Regions from separate parts of the Homo sapiens genome. Here region 1 is linked to region 2. The links are chromatin loops, found by intact Hi-C in ENCODE. Cell type or tissue: heart left ventricle. All regions are shown on one strand. Each heading gives the region's core, and the rest is flanking DNA. Links, peaks and the distances in the headings are about the cores only. Region 1 has its middle 5.2 kb from the start of KCNMB4. Region 2 overlaps CNOT2 (CCR4-NOT transcription complex subunit 2).

Evidence for each region. Hi-C counts contacts between places; a loop is a spot of excess contacts. Peaks named below come from ENCODE experiments on the same cell type or tissue, not always from the same donor. Only the 100,000 strongest peaks of a DNase experiment are listed, where the experiment ranks them.
Region 1: it touches region 2 in a loop (7-fold over the local background); 4 of 110 quality-filtered maps call a loop at or near these places.

Annotation. Positions count from the first base shown.
Region 1 is chr12:70,359,613-70,362,541 of GRCh38, forward strand. No RefSeq gene overlaps it. Among named protein-coding and RNA genes, the nearest start is that of KCNMB4, 5.2 kb to the right of the region's middle. In heart left ventricle, for the core only: no CTCF peak of the experiment used is centred there; no DNase peak of the experiment used is centred there.
Region 2 is chr12:70,305,711-70,308,639 of GRCh38, forward strand. The region is part of intron 2 of CNOT2 (CCR4-NOT transcription complex subunit 2); the gene reads left to right. Among named protein-coding and RNA genes, the nearest start is that of KCNMB4, 59 kb to the right of the region's middle. In heart left ventricle, for the core only: no CTCF peak of the experiment used is centred there; no DNase peak of the experiment used is centred there; H3K27ac peaks cover 263 bases.

The DNA.
Region 1 (2,929 bases), core at 117-2,616, 54 kb after region 2:
CCATACCACCAAAATGTTTTGACATCTTTCTTAGAGAAGATTAAATAAAACTGGCTTTATGCCAAAAGTGTTAGTTCTTTTAGACAATAATTGAAGGCACTAGCTGAGGAAAACAAATCTTTACTATGAATCAGAGCTGGTCTCTAATTTGTATGTGTTTCCTGAAATGTAATGTTTTTGTGATTTGCATTTATTTTTGGCCTAAGTGACATTTTGACCATATAATTTACTTTTAAAACTTACAATACATGCTTTTTTCTTCCAGGCCAAACTATTTCCTAGTGCATAATGAAGATAATTTTGATGATAATACATGAATTCTTCAAACATTTTGGAAGAATACTTCAAATTTCAAGGGTGGTATGATGTCCACAAATCGCTGAGTCTGCTTGATTCTTTTTAGAATCAGGCCTCTTGATACTAATTTATAATGAGAAAACTATTTTAAATTAAACATTTATTCTTCAAAATTATACATCTGAATGAGAAAACATTACATGAGGGAATGATATAAATAGTTTCATCTTCTTATGTATAAAAATAAAGATTTGGGGCAGCCAGAATGTTTCAAAGCTACCTTTAAATCTGTTACATACTGAACATTTATTTTAAGATGGAGTTTTAATTACCATATGTAACAGTGCATGAAAAATGGGCTGTCTTTGAGTTAAATATTTCCCCTCTTAAGAGAAAGATATGTTTGTTTTTTTATTTTGAATGTTTTAACTTATTGTCTTCAAGTGGTTAATATTCTTCAAATATAACATGCTGTCTATTGCATGAGTTATATCTCAGTTTTAAAAAATGCAAGTCATGTTACTCCTCTGCTCAAAAAGTTATTTCCAGATTTCCCTTTTTTTATCTAAAGTTTTGTATAATTTTTTTCAGTTCACTCTAAATGACTTAATATAGGTCTAAAATTTGAATATTAGTTGACTTGTATATCACTATTAGGAATCCAAATTCCCTACATTTGCAATGACACTGTCATTGAACAACAAAATCCATTATCCTAGAAGTGTTTGTAAATTGGAATATCATGGAAAAGAAAAGCTCAGACTTTCGAATGTTAAAGTGGGGCATCCTTTCCAACTTTGACTTATTATTCTTAGCATTTTGGACTAAGGGTAAAACCTTAGTTTCCTACATCATATCAAAAGAGAATACTGAAGAAACTGGAAGTTGTGCATAACAAAAGGCCTAGGAGAGACATAATGGCTGTCTTCTCACCTCTGAGGTAGAGTCATTTGTAAGGCTTAATCCTTTTTTTTTTTTTTTTTTTTCTTGAGACGGAGTCTTGCTCTGTCGCCCAGGCTGGAGTGCAGTGGTGCGATCTCGGCTCACTGCAAGCTCCACCTCCCAGGTTCACGCCATTCTGCCTCATGTAAGGCTTTATTCTTAAAAATATCTTTATCCTACATAACGCCAGAGGACAGAATAAGGACCATTACATAGCTGTTATGGCAAGGCAAATTTCAATCTACAGTAATAAAGTACCAGTTTATAATTTTTCAAAAGTTCCAGAAATCATTAGGAGTTATATCTTTCCATCACTGGAAGTGTCCAAGAAAAGGCAAAAAAAAAAAAAAGTATTATTAGAAATATTCGATGATGCTTTTCAGTCTGCAGAGGATAGGATTTCCTTCTGCCTTATAACTATTGCACATCTAGTTATTCCCTGTATTTACTTCTACCTTGAATTTTAGCTTGAATTTTTAGCAAGCCACTAGAAACCTAACTTAATCTCTCTGTTCCACATAAAACAGTACTACTACTATTTGCTAAGCATCTGAAGAGGCTATTTTCAACACAAATGTGATTCAGAGTAAAATTAAGCAGGGGGACCAGATTAAATTATTAGTTCCTTCAGCCTCTACTCACCGTCCCCTTCATAATCGTTTCACAGTAGAGATTTTGATTAAGCCTAACTGTACTTAAATATAAGTATAGAAACACATTTTAAATCCATTCATAAATGCTTTTTGTATTATCTACACTTCATTTTTGTTAACAAATTTCTTAGAAGTGGCATAGTATAGTAGAAAAATTGTTTTAGGTAATTTATTATCTTCGAGTAGTTAGTATTTCTTAAATATAAGATACTATGTAAAATGCAAATATAAAATCCCCTGGCCCTGTCACAATATGTGTGCAGTCTTGCAAAAATTACCTAATCTCTGAATGTTTTTCCCTCTTCTTCTCATGGGAAGGTTAAATTAAGGCATTTGTAAATAACCTAGCTTATATTAGGTGTTGCATCGACGTAGGTCCATTTCTCTAAAGACAAACACTCTTCCTGTTAGCCATCATGCTAGGACAGGCTCTCCATGTTTTTGGATTCTGTTCAAGACCTTTTAACTTCACTAGATACTGTTATATAGCAATACCCAATTTTCTAAAGTGCATGGCAAAACAAAAATGGGAATTAGATACTAGAATACTAAAACTCTTCTAGACCAACCCTTTTGTACGACAAGGAGGAAACTAATATTGCTATGGTTTAAAAGTGTCCCCCAAATTTAATGTGTTAGAACATATTCCCCAAATTCATATTTTTGATGGCATTTCGAGATGGGGCCTTTGGGAGATAATTAGGATTAAATAAGGTCATCAGGGTGTGGGGCCTGATGGGACTGGTGGCTTTATATGTACAGTGGCCTGAGTTAATAGGCATTCTTGCTTTCTTGCTATGGAACTGCCTTCTGCCATGTTAGGGTACACAAGGACCTGACCAGATACTACTGTCATGCTCTTGGACTTCCCAGCATCTAGAATTGTAAGAAATAAGTTTCTTTATAAATTACCCAGTCTCAGGTATTCAGTTATAGCAACAGAAAATAGACTAAGAGGATTATTTACCTTGTGTCAAATTATTTACTACTAAAGCTGGGACCAAAACCTCTTGGCCTCTATGTTTCAAGTTCCAAAG
Region 2 (2,929 bases), core at 300-2,799:
TCATGTTGAGGTGATGATCTCAGGGATTTTTAGGTGTATCCTCTGTGTATCTTCAGGCCTGCCTCTTACTTCGTTGGTTCCCTAATTGCCATTCATCCTGCCTGTATCAGGGACCACTTTACCCGTCTTCTCTGAAGTTCTTGGTTATTTTATCTGAAGTTTGTTTTTTTTTTTTTTTTTTTTTGGTAAATTTCTGTGATTATTCTGATTTACCACATTTGGCTTTGAAATACTGTATTTAAATGTTGAGAATGTCATGCCTTAGGAATTCATAGCTAGTCTAAACTAAATAATGAAGGAGGAATATACTGGGAAAATCCAGCCAACTTAAGTGGCTCCATTACGTCTTCCAGTTTAATTCTTTATTACTTTCTGAGACCAATTCCTTTTGGGGATTTGGTTTGGTACAGAGGATTAGCTTACTTATCTCTGTATTTTTAATTTAATTTTATTTTATTTTAAGACGTAGTCTCGTGGTGTCGGCCAGGCTAGAGTGCAGTGGCATGATGATCTTGGCTCACTGCAACCTCCACCTCCTGGGTTCAAGCAGTTCTCCCACCTCAGCCTCCTGAGTAGCTGGGATTACAGGTGCATGCCACCATGCCTGGCTAATTTTTTGTATTTTTAGTAGAGACAGGGTTTCACGTTGTTGGCCAGGCTGGTCTTGAACTCCTGACCTCAAGTGATCTGCCTGCCTTGGCCTCCCAAAGTGCTGGCATTGTAGGCATGAGCCACCATTCCTGACCTCTGTTTACTTTTTAGAATATGCTGCTTAGTTCTTATGAAATCAAAGGAAAGATTAAATGTCTTGATTAAACGTTTTAGATCTGTGTTCAAAAAAGGTTTAAGAAACATTGGTTTTGCTACATGCATATATTCTTTCCTGGTAAAAAAAAATCTCAATTTGTCTTAGAAAGTCTGGTGTGAGTGTCAAGTAAAAAGGTGGTCACTTAACAAAGTATATATAAGCCCTTGACTTGTTTGCTTGAATAAAGCTGACAAATTGTACACACCAAAGATTCTAATGCTGTATATCCAAGATGAAGTCTGATTTAATTTTAAACTACAGCCATAGTTTAAACTACAGCCATAACAATGGGAGTACATTCTGAGAAATGCGTCAGGCACTTTTGTGAATGTGGACCATACTTAAACAAACCTGGATGATATAACCTCTTGCTCCTAGGCTATAAACATGTACAGCATATTGCTATACGAATTCTGTAGGCAGTTGTAACACATTGGTATTTGTGTATTTAAACATACCTAAACACAGAAAGGGTACAGTGAAAATAAGATACAAAACATTTTTTTAAAAAGGTTACACCTTTATAGGGCACTTATCATAAACGGAGCTTGCAGAACTGGAAGTTGTTCTGGGTAATTCAGTAAGTGGTGTGTGAATGTAAAGGCTTAGGACATTACAGTATACTACTGTGGACATTGGAAACACTGTACACTTAGGCTACACTAAATTTATTTAAAAATTTTCATTCTCGAATAATGAGTTAACCTTAGCTTACCGTAACTTTTTTACTTTATAACCTTTTTAATTTTTTAAAATCTTTTGGACTCTTTAATACTTGACTTAAACACGTACAGCTGTACAAAAATATTTTCTTCCCTTATATTCATACTTAGCTTTTTTCTATTTGAATTTTTTTGTTTTTTTACTTTTTAGATGTTTTTGTTTTGTTGAAAACTGATACACACACTCATGTATTTGCTTAGGTCTATCAAGGCATCACTAGGCAATAGGAATTTTTCAGCTTGTTTATAATCTTACGGGACCACCGTTGTATATATGGTCCATCATTGACTGAAATGTCATGCTGCACATGACTGTCGTTTATTAAAATTTTTATTTACCAAATTAACTTTTTAACATACGTTGTAACCAGTAATTTCAATGTATTTCGATATAATTGACATATCCTCTTTGAAATTTATAGAAATTGATTTTTATGTACCCTAATTTCTCTTTCAGGGAGAAGATGGGTATAGTTTAACCCTTTCATATCATCCATCCATCCATTCCTACTAGTTCTGCCTCAGAGTATATCCTTTATTCAACTACTACTCACCACCCTATTAGGCCATCATTATCTATCACTGGCCTCCTAATGCATTTTCCTGCTTTCGTTTTATACCCTCTTTAGCCCATTCCTCATGGAGTAGCTAGGACCTTTAAAAAAAAAAAAAAGCCAAATTAAGTTACTCTTAAGCTTCGCCTAAATCCTCTCTTGATTTCCCGTCTAACAAAGAATAAAATCCAAAGTCTCTCAGGCTCTCGAGGTGTACTATATGGTCTAGCCCCAACCAGTCTCTCTGACATGAGTTCCTACCCTTCACCACCTAAGTTCATGCTGCCTGAGCCATACCAGTGAGGGGTTTACTGACCCTCTGAACTGACTGCTTTTCCTTCAAGCATTTGCCTGGTCAGTTACTTCTCTGCTTGTTTTCATCTCAGTTTTATGTTCCCTGATTATTTTTAAATACTTCCTACCCTGTTCCATCATTCTATGTAGAATAAAGGACGGGCACTTTAAAATTAAATAAATCTAGCTTTATGAAAAACCTGTGTTGTCTTTTTCTCTTGTGATTTTGCCATGGATTAGAATTGTCTCATACCAGCACCCATCTCTGGATGGGGGTTTGCATTCATGGGGGAGAGTAAAACACCCTTACCTCTCCCTCCCTCCATCTGTCTTTCTCTCTGTCTCACTCTCGTTTTGTTTTTTAATTATTTGCTGAAGTCATGTAAGAATAATTAGTATTGTCACTGATGTGTAATTTCTGTGCCAGAGCACACAAAACAGAAATTAAGCTTAAGTTTGGTATATTTTCTCTCTCTCTCTCTCTCTCTCTCTCTCTCACACACACACACACACACACACAGTGACTCTTGAGAAAATCTGGTATTGATGGA